Linked DNA regions of Mus musculus: all the other regions are linked to region 1. The links are chromatin loops, found by intact Hi-C in ENCODE. Cell type or tissue: left cerebral cortex. All regions are shown on one strand.

What was found. A loop is a pair of places that touch in the nucleus more often than their neighbours do. Peaks named below come from ENCODE experiments on the same cell type or tissue, not always from the same donor. Only the 100,000 strongest peaks of a DNase experiment are listed, where the experiment ranks them.
Region 2: a loop joins it to region 1, with 2.3 times the contacts of the local background. A loop is called at or near these places in 11 of 42 quality-filtered maps.
Region 3: a loop joins it to region 1, with 2.6 times the contacts of the local background. A loop is called at or near these places in 5 of 42 quality-filtered maps.

What each region holds. Positions count from the first base shown.
Region 1 is chr6:148,738,513-148,743,512 of GRCm38, reverse strand. No RefSeq gene overlaps it. Among named protein-coding and RNA genes, the nearest start is that of 4930528G23Rik, 63 kb to the right of the region's middle. In left cerebral cortex, no CTCF peak of the experiment used is centred here; DNase peaks (open chromatin) are centred at 2,559 and 2,842.
Region 2 is chr6:148,229,376-148,234,375 of GRCm38, reverse strand. It overlaps Tmtc1 (transmembrane and tetratricopeptide repeat containing 1), which reads left to right. Exons shown (of 20, transcript NM_198967.5): 20 at 1-1,946. All of the region lies in intron 1 of 4732416N19Rik (RIKEN cDNA 4732416N19 gene), which reads right to left. Among named protein-coding and RNA genes, the nearest start is that of Gm52483, 14 kb to the left of the region's middle. In left cerebral cortex, a CTCF peak has its summit at 2,117 (motif pointing left); a DNase peak (open chromatin) is centred at 57; H3K27ac peaks cover 821 bases.
Region 3 is chr6:148,437,507-148,442,506 of GRCm38, reverse strand. The region is part of intron 1 of Tmtc1 (transmembrane and tetratricopeptide repeat containing 1); the gene reads left to right. Among named protein-coding and RNA genes, the nearest start is that of Tmtc1, 4.3 kb to the left of the region's middle. In left cerebral cortex, a CTCF peak has its summit at 2,674 (motif pointing left); a DNase peak (open chromatin) is centred at 405; H3K4me3 peaks cover 1,059 bases; H3K27ac peaks cover 562 bases.

The sequences.
Region 1 (5,000 bases):
TGCACTTTTGGAGACCCGTGGTAGGAATCACTCCATTTTAAAAGTTTGTGACTAATTTTAGTTTTTTACTCTTTCCCTAAATGTTTATGACAGCTGTCTATCTGCATCCTGTAGGTCTAAATCCTACCCCAAGTCATGACTTATGCTTTTGTAAATTTGACTTTCTCTCTGTTCTAACCTACACGTGTTCTTATTAGTTTAAAATTTTCTTTTTCTCTCTTTTTAAAGATGTATTTTATGTTTAATTATGTGTATACATGCATGTCTGTGTGTGGGGGCAATGCAGATGAGAAGCATGAATCAATGGAGCTGGAGTCACAGGCTGTTGTTAGGTGTCCAACTTGAGCCATTTCTCCAGCCCCTATATTTCTCTTTAATACTAAAGTGAGTGAATTGCCTTACAACATGTGGGTGTTTAGTCAGAACCTATTACTTGTTCAGTCATTTGAAATAGCTAAATCATGAGGAAAAGACTATGAAATTTTATGTCTTCTGAGATTAAAATAAGGGCATCAGTTTATGGCATGAACATGCCATATGCCTGCCTGTTCGGAACTACCTGCAAGATAGCCTTGTCACCAGAATGACAAATCATTCTCATAAATTTTGCCAATAAAAGTCCTGACCCTGGGACCACACAGTGAGATTTTGGGTCATTTTCTGCAGCCATAACAAATATAACAGACTGGGTAATATATAAAGAAAATACCTTTTCATAGTTCTAGAGACCCCAAAGACAGATACCATGGGGCCAGCATCTTGATAACCATCTTGTTGTTCCCTAATATGGCAGTAAGGGTCTCTCTTTCTTGTCTAGCAGCATTACGGATTTCTCTATGACCTCATTCAACCCTGATTATTTTACAAACACCCTGCCTCAGAGTTTGACCAATCTGTGAGTTTTGGGCTAAATATTTGGAGCACTGAATCTGGACCCCCACCCCATGGATGTGCCATACACTTAGAGTCTCTACTTAAACCTTCATAGGAAACACCCTCACAGACCAACATCTCCTAAGTCACAGCAGCCACAAGAGGAGTGGCTTACTTGCTGTTCACTCTTCACTACCCAGCTGGCTCAGTCTTTATCTGATCATGGACCAAACCCTGCAAAAACCGAAAGAGTGAGGTCCCTCCTGGGCTTCTTAGTCTCATTAATAAGAGGATTTAAGAACACTGAAGGGCTAGAGAGATGGCTCAGCAGTTAAGAGCACTTGCTACTCTTCCAGAAGAACAGAGTTCAGTCCTTGGCACCTATATTGTTGCCTCTAACTGCCTGTAATTCCAGCTCTAGGGCTTTGGTCTCAATGGGAGCTTATATATAATACACATACATGTTCACGTACCAATACGCAGACACACATGCATACATACCAATTTTTAAAAGGGGGCCCAAACAGAAGTTCAAGGACAATTTTTTTCATCAGAGTTTAAAAGATCCTCAATCCCCAGCCTGGTAAGCTATAAATCTTAGCAATTGATTGGAGAAGAAAAAAGCCATGTTTTCTAAACTAGTTAGACATGTGGCCAATAAGCAGCTGTGTGGCAGGGAGGGTGGCTTAAAGAAACAATATGGAAGCCCAGAGTACCAGAGAAAGCATACTTATGTTCTGGACACTACTCAAAGAAATGAGACAGAAAACAGAAATGTTATACCTTTCAGACTCAGACCTCAGAAAGGTGAGCAGACCTAACAGAGTCTCCTTGGTAGAGTGGGGAGGGGCATGGGATTCTGGGAAGGGACATAGAGTATCTCATTTAAAGAAGAATGATTGCTATCCCTTTAGCATAGCCAAGGTGAGCCTGTCTTCCTTGGGATGGTCTCTTGGCCAGGTGGCTGAACTGGCCCAACTAGACTATCAGGTCTCCCTCCGCCCCAGTCAGAGGTTCTATTTTCTTGACTAGAAGGATTTTTCCTCCTTTATTTGACTTTTACTGTTAATCTTATAAATTGAAGACTTGGACAGATCAAATTGACCTGTGGGCATGTCTGCAGGGATTTTTTGATTGTTAAGTAATAGAGAAGGGCCCAGCCCACTGTGGGCAGCATTATTTACTGGGCAGGTGGTGCTGGGCTATGTAAGAAATCTAGCCGAGCAGGAACCTGTGAGCAAGCCAGCAAGCATCTTTCCTCCATAGCTTCTGCTTCAGTTCTTGTTCTGGCTTTTCTCAGTGATGGTTCTCAACCTGCTAGCTGAAGCAAAGGCTTTGCCCCCCAAGTTGCTTTTGGTCAGAATGGTTCATCACAGCAACAGAGATGAAACTAGAATAGGAGGGAAGCTACTACCTTCCCTGTGGCCAGAATGCTGGGCTTGTGAGGTTATAGAAAAGCATCGTCCGGAGCTGCAGATGGCTGACCTTTTCTCTCTGCACTCTTGCTACAGTCTCCAAGGTGACAGAGTATGATCCACACATGTGGCTAAACAGTTAATAGGAGAGCAGCAGCCTTCCTCAGGCTACAAATTACCACAGATGAGTCACAGTTCCCAGACTATGTGTCCTGGAAGCTCCTTTATCCCTCTTTCTTCCCATAGCTCAGCTTCCAGGGCTTGGCACACAGCCAAGGAAGAAAGGAAGAATGCAGACTATCGGGCATATGCAAATATGTAAACTGGAAGACCCATAATGCCACGCAGAGGCACAGATTAAAGAGCTGAAATCTAGGAAGCCACATTCCTGCCACAGTTAAATGCTATGTGTTAAGTCTGAACTGCCAGGTGGGCACTGGCCACACTGGTCTCAAATGCACAAATATGGAGATGCCACAACTTGTTCTGTACTCCTAAAGTGGCAGGACAAGGTTGAGTTAGAGGAAATGGCTGCCCCGGGGGTTTCCGCCATGCCTGCGGCTCATTGCCTGATTTAGTTCCAAACTTTACTGACAAAGTTAAAATGAGAAAGTAGACCTCTGGGAGTCAAAAATAAACCCGTGCACTCCAGGTTATTTTAGACAATTCCAAATATGTTTTTCTGAGCCCAAGCTTCCTTCTCTGGGAGATTGCAATGTACACCAAACACAGTAGTTTTCTTACTCGATGAAAGTCTAAATACTTTAAATATCGGTTTCCTGGAGGCAACCAAATGTTCACCATGGTTATACAAACTTTGTTGAACAATATAATGCTAATAATTCCTGGCTACTTCAAGCCACATGAAAGAAACAATACATTCAGAAAGTTTCCATTTTAATGATTAAAAGAGATAAGACATATTTATGTAACAGCTTCATGGGAAGCTTTTCCGGTGGACTTAATTCCTGTATCCAACTTGATTCATGCAAAAACAAAAATCTATAATCAAAACATGCTGTAACTCTTTGGGCAAAGCCTCGTGTCTCACTACTGAGACACCTGGCAATAAAAGTATAATAGATTATTGTACATCTGAAGAAGTGTTTAAGAAACTCTATGTAGGGGCTGGAAAGGTAGCTCAGTTGGTAAAGTGCTTGTCTAGCATGCAGAAAATTTAGGGTTCAGTTTCCAGTGTTGCTTAAGATTGGCTTGGTGGGAGGTGGAGGGGTGAGGATCAGAAGTGTAAGGTGATGCTGAGCTACAGAGTGAGTTTGAGGCCAGCCTGGACTCCAGAACCTGTGTAAACAAACAAATAAACAAATAAACAAGCTACTTTCATAGATTGCCACTTGACAGTTCACTTCTGCCACAGTAAGTGTGCATAAGGACAGCTTACCTCCTTACTTAACAGGAACTATAACTGATTCATAATATGTGATAATGGACAAGGAACAAGAACCACATGTGACATCTAAACATGGAAGATGCCCCAGAAAGAGACTCCATGAATAAATATCTATCATTTTTGAAGATCTTTTTGAGGCATGTATGCACGCATGTATCCATGTAGGGATACATGGACATGAATGCAGTTGGCCACAGAGTCCAGAAGAGGGTTCATTAGAAAGAGGAGCTGGATGGGGCTGAGGTGATGGTTCAGTGCTTAAGAGAACTTTTTGCTATTGCAGAAAACACAGGTTCAATTCCCAGCACCTACATGGTGGCTCACAACCACCCATAACTTCAGTTCCAGGGGATTTGATGCCCTCTTCTGAACTCTATGGGTACCAAGCACATGTGCAGGCTAAACACTTATACACACAAAGAAAAATAAACAAATCTTTAAAAAATTCTTAAAAAAATCGTTTTCTTAAAAAAACATATAAGAAAGGAAGAGGAGCTGGAGCTACAGGAAGTAACGAGCCATTTGAAGTGAGTGCTGGAAACTGACCTCAGGTCCTCTGTAAGAGTAGTAAGTGCTCTTAATCAGTGAGCCACATTGCTAGGTCCCATGAAAAGGTGTCAAACAAAGTATTAAAATATATTGGAGAGAAAACTTTTACATGATCCCTATGAGGCCTCAGGACACAGTAAAGAGACAATGAGATCGGAATGCATTGTGACTTATTTTCATAGAGAATTCCTTCAAGGTGGTGGAAACAAACATGCTTGACTAAAAGCAAAGGCAAAGAATAAAACTGACTTCCTAGCCACACTTGGTTGACATTGAGTTATCTCACATACACACACACACACACACACACACACACACACACACACACACACGGACACGAACACACACATGGACACACACATGGACACACACACACACAAACACATACACACACACACACACACACACACACACACGGACACACACGGACACGGACACACACATGGACACACACATGGACACACACACACACAAACACATACACACACACACACACACACACACACACACAAAGAATGAGTGGAATAAAGAAAAAGAGAAACAAGGAACTCTTCCTCCCCATAAAATAAGGTTTGTAGCTTTTTCTTTTGTATAATAACTATATATAGATGATTTGAGTCCACTGGGCAAACTTTCTAGTGTCTAAAGGAATTTCAGTAGATTTGAATGACTAGAAGTTTTCCAGTGGTCCTGGAAGGCTGATTTTCAAAATAGTCCTGACATTGGGTCATTGTGAATTTATCATATTAGAGACC
Region 2 (5,000 bases), 510 kb after region 1:
AGACTAAAATAAGCCAAAGAATTCTAAAGAATGAGTCATTGCCCCATGGGTTGGTTAACGCCATTACTCCTAGACAGACTGGGAGGTGGCTGAGTGGGGTGGCTTTATGCTTGTGGCCACTGGACTATAATTTGCCCTTCTATTTAGAAAATGCTTGGGTGTCAGATGGAGAGGCACCACCTTGCTACGTGCATGTACCAGGCAAGGTACCAAAGATAACAAATGAAAAACAAACCCATGATTTCTTTGGGCTCTTAGAAGGTGTCCAAGGCTCAGTGCTTGCCTCTGCCTCTCTCCCTCTTTCTCTCTGCCTGGCACAGACACTGGGGCTTTGTCATTTAGTTCTTGATTATACTTACTCAAACCTGTTTTGTTTTTTGAGCCAGGTGGTGGTGGTGCACACCTTTAATCCCAGCACTTGGGAGGCAGAGACAGGTGGAACTCTGACTTACAGCCCAGCCTGGGCTACAAGGTGAGTTCCAGGACAGCCATGGCTACACAGAAAAAACAAACCAACAGCAACAACAATAACAAAAAAACACACACTCATACAAACACTTTTTAAAAACAAGAATCATAAGCAAAAATGCCTTTCTTTTCTGTCTGTGGTGGGTCCACCCAGGAGGAGAAGCCTTCAGGAGACTCCTGACAGTAGTGGTACATGGCGAGTACCTGTACTAAGGAGTTGGCTTGTTCTTGCTTTCTTATTTTCATATCACAGTTTCCATTGTAGGTTGTCATTTCCCAAATACTGCAAAGCCCAAGTATCTAAATGGCATCCTTTTACAGGTAATACTATAGATGTCTGTCAAACCTTACTCCCAGACAGCAGCTATATAAGCTAAGGCTATGGAATACCAAAAACAATGTCAGAAATATAATACTTGCCATTATTCCGAATTTTCAATTCAAAGCATGTTTTATAGTTCTGAAAACACTTCTAATATTTTTGTTTCTGTGAGCTCTTTGTTCTGAGAGAGCAGATAAATAACTATAGTAAAACCGATGGCTTCCTATCAAAGTGGGACCACAGGATAGAAAAAATACATGAAGCTGTCAGTTGACTCATTAAAATATTCCATTTTGATCATTTGGACTCTTCTGATTAAAGCCACCAGGACATGTAACTTTAAAAAGAGACAGCACCTCACAATGTGTGTAGTCCTGGTCTGATGTTGTAAATGTAGGTAATCAGCTGTTCCTAACTGGAAACATCTGCATGCAGAGATCAGAATATCTCCCATTGGCACACACACTATATTCATAGCGAATCTGGAAGTTCCTAATGTGCATATCCTTTGGGGGTTCTTTAGCTGTTGGCCCATCATGGGGGCACACTAGTGCAAGATTACTGCTTCAGAGTTCTAATCGTAGAGTCACTCTGAGGAGCTGCATCGCTGAGGCAGGTTGGTCTGTCTCAGTGGAGTTTGTCCCCCGTGAAGTACTGTCCTGTCCATGATCCTCTTCAGTGCATTGAAAAGCACTGCTATGCATCTGTGGAGATAATGATTTGGCCCCACTCCTATCATTCTCGGTAGTGTGCACCACAACCACAACAAAACACAAACAACCCCCGGGAGGATCAGGTTGCCCGGGTCTGTAACATGACAAGAATAGTAACCCTTACTTTACAGTCTATGTGCTTAAAGTTCTTGTAGTGACCCTGTCACTTTCCTGGGAGCCCAGGGTGCTGAGGTGTCTCCAGAGGCCAGGGCTTGTTTTGACTGTGTGGAAGTCACTGTGTTTGCTGTCAGGACCTTGTTCTTTGTTCCCTCTGCTCAGTGTTCCTATTTTGGGTGATTGTATATAAATGTACACCTGCATTATTTTTGCTATGCTGCTTAAAATATTTCTCCATTTAAGTCTGACTGTATACTTTGCCTAAGTCTTTCAAAAATAAAATTTATGTAAATGTCTATTTTATATAAAACATGGTAAAATAAGAATTCTGTCTGGCCTCAGTCTCTCAGGTTCTCTGATTAGATTCCATTAATAGTCTTTTTGCTAGTAAATCTGGGCTTCAAAAGTAAAGGTGGCCTGTCCTTACCTGTCATCCATATCACAAGTGCCTACTTTTCTGCAGGAGACTCTGCCCTTGTCTCCCTTGGCAGACACCTCCAGGCCAGACTCTGCCCTCTGCTGGCTTTGTAGGTGTCTTTGGGCCTTTGTGTGTGTGTGTGTGTGCAAATGGAAGTTAGAAATCAGTGGTTAAGCAGTACCTAGACCCAACACACACACACACACAAGTCCCTCCCTCCCTCCTCCCTACCCCTTCCCTCCTACCTCCACCCCCCCATCTCTGTACTTTACCTCATGCAACTTTATCCTCCCCATTAGCCTCTGTGTTATCTATCCTTCCCTTTCCTCTGCTTGCTAGCTTTTGCTAATTCTGTCTTAATGCTCACTAATGAATGGGGACACAGCATCCCATCACTAGCACAAAACGGGGTAAAACACCACAATCTCCATCAAAACCCAGGGCCAGGTTGGGGCAGGAGGAAATGCCGAAAGGCAAAGAAGACAGTGAAGCAGGAAGATCATGAGGGATACCTGACTCCAGACAGGTGACAGGTGCAGCCCCATAATACCCTGAGTGGAGTCAAACAGCAGTTTCAGCTCACCTTCCTCACTTGGTGTCGGCAGTTTGTAGACTCCGAGGATGCAGATAACAGGGAAACCATAGGGCCTGTGCCAGGGGGTGGACTGCTGCTGCTGCTGCTACTTTACCCCCAGAACATAGGTCATGGAGGCCCCTAGATCCTGCAACCAGGTAAAGATCACATCTCTATGACTTACTCTAGATTTCCTATAGCTGTGGCCAGTATAGGCCCAGATATTCCCAAAGGAAGGCCTGCCATGGTGGAATGCTTTGAACTGGGAGTTTGCAAGTTTCTCCCTTAGAGCCCAGTGGTCCCAGCATCTTTAGTGCAGTCCCAGCTTTCTAACCAAATCTAGTGTCAGAGGGATAGCTGGTTCTCTCCTGCCTTCTGTTAGGGCAGTGTAGGGGCAGATGGCGGGGCTCTGAGCAAGCTCTGATCAACCTGAGCTGCCTGCGGGACGTACTTATAAGAACTCCAAGAAATTAAGGGAGATTTCTTAAAGTTGAATGATAATCGGGGTCTCTGAGCCAGGCGGGGGAATCTGACATCTTGACAAAGTAAAGCCTTAAGTTAAGTACAGGTTCTGTGTGAGCATAGGCACCTGTGTGGGTTCCAGCAGCACTTAGGTGTGGAATCCCAGTGGCTGATGTGAAAAGCAGGGGAATGGCCTGGAATCGGTCTTTGTTCCCCTGAATAGTAGTTGGGGAATCCCCATAGTTGGTGGATACTAGGTCAGAACAAGGATGTCCATGGCTTTTTACTTTTAAAATGTTCTTTTAAAACAAACATTTATTTTCCGTGTATGTGGGTGGGAATTTATGCATATACATAGATACATCAGATCTGGAACTGGAAACTACAGGCAATCGTGAATTGCCGTGTTGATGCTGGGACATGAACCCAGCATATCCTTGAGACAGATGGATCTTTATGCCATATACCTTAATATTCTAGTATAACAAAAATGATGTAAAAGTAACTTTTATTCTCCAGAAGTAACTGTCATTGTCTTCCCGGAGGCTTACTGCCTCTGTCTTCTAACGTAGGCCTAGTCCTAGAAGCTTCAAGCCTCCGTGTATAATCTTATCTAGACCTAGAATGTTTTCTGTCTGAGACTTACTGCTAAATAAGCTCACCCTTTCTTCTTTCTTAACTCTGGCTGGCTGGTTCAACTCAGCTGTTCTGGCTCAAACTGCTCTCCAAGCTGACTGATTCAATCCAGCTTTTCTGAGTTTCTGACTGAATTGCTCCTCTTGGCCTCATACTAACTTTGGCAATATGCTCGTATGGCTCCTTCTCATTCTCTGTCCCGTTCTGTCTTCACCTGTGGCTAGCTTGTTCTCTCTGCAACCTGTCTCTGTAAAACTCTGATAGAACTGCCTTCTTCCTTCCTCCTCTGCATTGCTGTCTTAAGTAGCTCCCCTTTCCTCTCTTGTGAGAGTTGTGAACAGTCTATTCTGCCAGTCCTTTCTCTGACTCATCCCTTTGTCTAACACTCAATTAAATATCACTTTCAAACATGGGTGCTTCCTTCTATAAACTAACTTCACCTTTATTGTTTGGGATTAAAGGTATATAATTAGGGTATGTCTGTATTCCTGCCAGAGGGATTAAAAGTGTGTGCTAAGGTTGAGCCACACCACATCTAGAAACAACCCTCCCCCCGGCCCCCCGAAACAACACAATCTCATGGTTTACAGTGTGATCAAATATCCTGCAACAGAATGACCTGTTATATTCATGCTCTGTCTTTGTGGGAACTTGGATGCTTGCTATTCTCGCTCTCTGCCTCAACTTTACCAGCCTTGTAGTATTCTTCCAGGGCTGTACTTGCCATGTGAAAGGGTAAGGTTGCCATGGGAAATAAGGCAGAATCAGGAGCTGTTACAGACTCCTTTTCCACTGATAGTCACCTGATGCCAGACTAGCTTGCATTGTTGGCTGCTACTCCCAAGACAGCAATGTTAAGCCTTCTCCCATGAGACTGAATTTACTCTATAGCCAAGACAGACCTTGAATGTGGGATACTCCTGCCTCAGCTTTCAAGCGGCTAGCATTACATGCTTAACTTTCAGGTTTATGTATTAGCTAATACAGAAAGAATTAAGCCAGCAATAGTAGAACACATCTGTAATACCTAATAGCACATAGGAGCCTGAGGCAGAGTGATTCCAAGTTCAAGGCCAACCTGATCTACCTATAGATCTACCTATTCTCTCTTTTAAAAAAGAGGAATGACTTAAGAAATGTTTCTTTACTGCCAAACAATAATTTAAAGGGTGACTTTGAAAATAAAATTGAGTCTTTCCATTAAGATTGTATGACAGATAATGGCCATAATAATGGTGTCTGTTATGAAGACATTACCATCTGAAAGGTGCTCTGTAACTTGTGTTACCG
Region 3 (5,000 bases), 300 kb after region 1:
ACGTAATTCTTTCGAATAAACTAATGTTTTAAAGACGGCGAGAAAATAACACATCTGACTCCCAAGGAGATGTTTTATAAACATTTATCTTTGGAAAGTTGTGTTAGTTTTCATCCCAAAGATAGCCTTAGCTGAAGAGTTTCTCAGCCCTTTTAATTTCCCAAGTGCTTTTTTTCTTTTTTTTAAATCATAAAACTAGGAACGCTTCTTTTTACACTGGATGGACGATAGGCGTTTTCATGGACTGGGTGAGGCTGTTGATTAATTTGAAGGTGTATAAGCTCACTGCACTCCATATGCGGACTTTTTACAGCCCTGGAGCCTACCCTGGTCCCTGGCCTGAGAACAGTTTCCATTTAAAGCGTCAGGGCTGAATGCCTGCTGCTGGAGGACGGGCATAGTAAGTGTAAGGTGCTGGCTGTCCAAGTGTTTTTAATAGTTCCTAATAGGAACTCTGCCAAGCCAGAGGAGGAGGGGCTATCCACCTCCACCTTTTATCACTAGCTTGACTTCATCGCCCCTGCCCCCACCCTGCGGAGGGGTTGGGGATAGTGATGGGGATGGGGATGGGGAATGAACAGGGCTGGCAGAATGGGGAAAAGGAAGGATATGCAACCTGTTTCTGGTGCAGTTGTCTAAGACTGTTGCTCTTTGGTTTTGGGTTTTTTTTTTTTTTTTTTTTTTTTTGGTTGTTTGGTTTCTTTCTTTCTTCCTTTCTTTCTTTTTCAACTTGTCACAAGCTAGGTTCATCTAGGAAGAGGGAAACTCAGTTGAGAAAACGATGCTCCCATCAAATTGGTTGGTAGGTAAGCTTGTGTGGGCATTTCCTGATTAATGATTGATGTGGTGTCATTCATGGGCTGAGCAAACCAGTAAGCTCAGCCCACTGTGAGTGGTGTCATTCCTGAGCTGAGCAAACCATGTTGGTTCCTGCCTTGACTTCGCTAAATGATGGGACTATGGTGCAGACCTGTAAGGTAAATAAACCTTTTTCTCCCTAGGTAGATAGATATTGTGTGTGTGTGCACGTGTGTGTTGTGTTTATCACAGCAATAGAAAGCAAATAGAGACACAGAGGAATCTCCCCCTCTTTTTCTTTTCTTTTCTTTTTTCTATTTGTTTGTTTTTGTTTCTTTGTAGACAGGGTTTCTCTGTATAGCCCTGGCTGTCCTGGAACTTACTCTGCAGACCAGGCTAGCCTCAAACTCAGAAATCCGCCTGCCTCTGCCTCCTGAGTGCTGGGATTAAAGGCCTGCACCACCACGCCCAGCCCCTCTTTTTCTTAATGGGCCAATTGAGCTGTGAGTCTACAGAGCACAGGGTGTGATTTGGAATAGTTACCTCATCTGGAAGAGAAAGCATCGCAATCCCCTCTGCTCCTTCGGTCACTTTCAGTTAGAATGGCCAACTCATCTATAGTAAATGAAGTGTGCCCCATGGTCCAGTGCAGCAGCAAGAAGCTCAAGGTCCTTGAAGACTTCAGATACTTTTAATAGTTTGTTTTTCTTTCTTTTCTTTTACCTTCTTCTTTGTTGTTGTTTGTTTCTTGAGATATGCTCTCACTCCATAGCTCGGGCTGGCTTGGGATTCACTATGTAGTCCAGGCTAGCTCTTTACTGATCATAATCCTGCCTCAGCCTCCTAAATGCTGAGATTACACATTCAGTGAGCCACCACGCCTAGTTAGATCTGCATAATTTGAACCTGCAAGAAGGGATGGAAAACTATTTTATTTGGTATGCATCAAGCATTGGCCTAGTGTCCTGGTTAGTTTTTATGTCAACTTGAAACAAATTAGAGTCATCTGTGAGGGAGATGACTTTAATTGAGAAAAGGCCTCCATAGTATCAGGCAGTAGGCAAGCCTGAAAGGCATTTTCTTAATCAGTGATTGATGTGGGAGTATGCAGCCCATTCGTGTTTCCACCTCTGGGCTAAATGGTCCTGGGTGCTAGGAAATTAACATTTCTATGAGATACCCCATCCCCTAAATTTCATCAGCTTTTGAATGCATATTTTATTTATCTTGGTGTATATTTAGTTCTCTGCAGTTTCATGACAGGCATCAATTTCTGAGATTCTACTACAGTCACAATGCCTAGAGCACTTCCATCTTGTGGATGATATACTTCCTCACTGTAGCCATGCGCCTAAGATCTAACACCTAATCAATAAAACTCCCACTTGACCCAAGACGACCACGAATTCTCCATCTCTATAGTTTTATCATAGCAGAATTGTTTCATACATACTTTATTGAGGTTGGTTTCTCTCTCTCTCTTTCTCTCAGCATTTCTTTGGAGCCTTATTCAGATGTTTGTGTGCAATGAAGAGTTAATTCCTTTTCACTTCTGAGTGGTATTCCACTGTATAGATGTCCCGTAGTTTATCCACTTTCTCTATTTTTGTACCTTATATTTTTGTTCTCATAGAACCCCAAATCAAATTTTAAAAACTTTTCTTAATAAAAGTAAGTTTATATCCTTGATACATTGACTGTGTGTCACATATTGCATGGGAGGTAGTAACCCCCTTAAGAACAAACATAATTGATCTGGAGAGCTGGCTCAGCAGTTAAGAGCTCTGACTGCTCTTCTAGAGGTCCTGAGTTCAATTCCCAGCAACCACATAGTGGCTCAAAAACATCTGATGCCCTCTGGTGTCTCTAAAGATAGCTACAGTATACTCATATAAGTAAAATAAGTTAATAAACCCTTTTTAAAAAAGAACAAACATAATCAAGTGATACATAATTCTTTTGTCTGGACAAATGCTCTGTATAAAGAATAACAGTGGCACCTGCTTAGTAAACAGCCTGATCATGTTTCTCACATAAAGGGTTAAGTTGACTGAGGAAAAGTTTACCAGATCATAACAATTTCAAGGACCAGAGCAGGGAAACAAGTTGTGACAGGATTGTACTCTTCACTTTAGCTATCAACATTGAGACTGTTTCTAGAACGCCCTTCCCAGGGTGGCTCTTCCCAGGGTGCTAGGGCTGGCCCCAGAGACCCTGGGGGGTTTCACACCTCATTTACTGTAGAAGAGTTGGCCACTCTAACTGACAGTGACCAAAGGAGTGGAGTGGCCATGGTCAGGCAGAGAAGGTTGGTGCAGGTTTTCAGGCTGTGGGGTCTCATGCAGATTAAATATGAAGTGCTGACTACTCCTGGAGGTGACATCACTAGCTCGGGTTACAGGCCTGCTGACTCCCTCAGCTCCTTTTCAGTTGCTGAGGGTGCCAGTACCAAGATATTCTGGCATGTGGTATCTGTGGTGCTAGTTCATCAGCCCTCTTGCCCAGTCTTAAACGCTCCTGAGCAAGGACGTGCAGGAATATTTTTAGACGGAAGTAAAGGAGAAACAAAGAGTGTTTTCCTTCTCCACAGACCTCACACACTTTTGATTCTGCTTCTGTTTTTACCCTTAATTTCTTTTTTATTGGTGTTTATTCAGTGTACATAACTGGGGTCGGAGGTCTTCACAAAGACTGTTTTCACTCGAGTGTATCCTGTACTGACACTGTATCCCAGCCCATATCCTCCCCTCCTCCCCTTTGTCTTAGCTGCCCCCTTACCTCTTCTCTGGGCTCACCTGCATGCCATGTGTGTGTGTGTGTGTGTGTGTGTGTGTGTGTGTGTGTGTGTTATATCTATAAACTCCAAGTTCTACCTGTGAGAGGAAACATCTGATAGTTGATTTTTCTGATCTGCAGTTGCGTCCATTTTCCTGTGAAGGACATAATGTCATTTCCCCACCCTGGTCACTACCTCTGAAATCAGGAGGGATGCATTAAACGTTTCTGTAGATACTAAACTGACAGAACAGAAGGCCACAGTGCCCATAACACCCCTTGAAAAATTGCTTTGATTGATTTAAAAGGTACTTAGTGTTTTCATTTTATCCTCTTGGGAAGAAGTTCCTGTGGAAATTTCCATTAAGTCAGTGAATGGAACCTGCCTGAAGAGACTATAGTCTTCAGCACTGAAGATGGGGAAGCTAAGGCTAATTACAGGACCTTAAACTCATGGTTTTTCTTTCCATGTTTAGGCTATTAGATCATTGTTTGCTGTAAAGTTTTACTGAACACTCCTGATACTAACATAAATCATAAGAGTGAAGTGGGTGGCTTAAATGTCAGAGCTAAAAAATAGAATATGTTAATATGTGTGTTGTGGGGACCTGCAATGCTTTAATGCCTGATAATGACAGATTTTACCAGTAGTTTGCATCTTAGTAGCCGTAGCATTCTGCCAACTCTGAGAATGTGCAAGCATTAGCTATCATCACCTACACCCAAGGACCGTGAAATGTTCATCTTGTGTCTACTCCTACTGATCTGACCTCTTTGAGGTCTTGTTGTCAGGCAGTCTGTCTCTGCAGGGGTGACAACTGCTCTCTGTCCTATTCTAGACAATAAGTGAAGATGGCCTGGGATGTTTGATTAAGGTACCCAGGGTGGGTGTTCTCTGATGGAGACATAGACAAGTAAAAAAAAGGATTGAAGGCAGTAAAAACTCTAGTGGGGCAGGAGGGAAATGACATTAGAGAACAAACAAAACCACCCTGCCCTGAAGTCATGAGAGTGGGAGAGCTGGTCCAGCCCCTCTGTCTGCAGCACTTGGGAGAGCAGGCCCTGTACCTTGCTTGGGCAGCACAATATAGTTGACCCTGCTAAAGTGATCTTCGGTGAGCTTGCCCCCTATGGCATGAGAGCAGGAGAGTTGGCTCTACCCTTTGCCAGCTGTGGTGTTGGGTGAGCTAGCTAAGGCAGTGCTTGGAGAGCTCACCCTGGTGGTGTGGATGCAGGAAAGCTGGTGGGCTGACCAACTCAGCTGCCACCTAGCCCCAAATCCAGGGCTTTGAGCTGGCCTACCCCATCTGTTAAGGACTAAAGCATGTAAAAGAGCTGGTTCCTGCAGATCCAAAGCTGCAGGATCTTCATGACACAAGACAGCAGCAACAGGATATCTTAGAGGATCCAGGATTGATGGTGTAGCA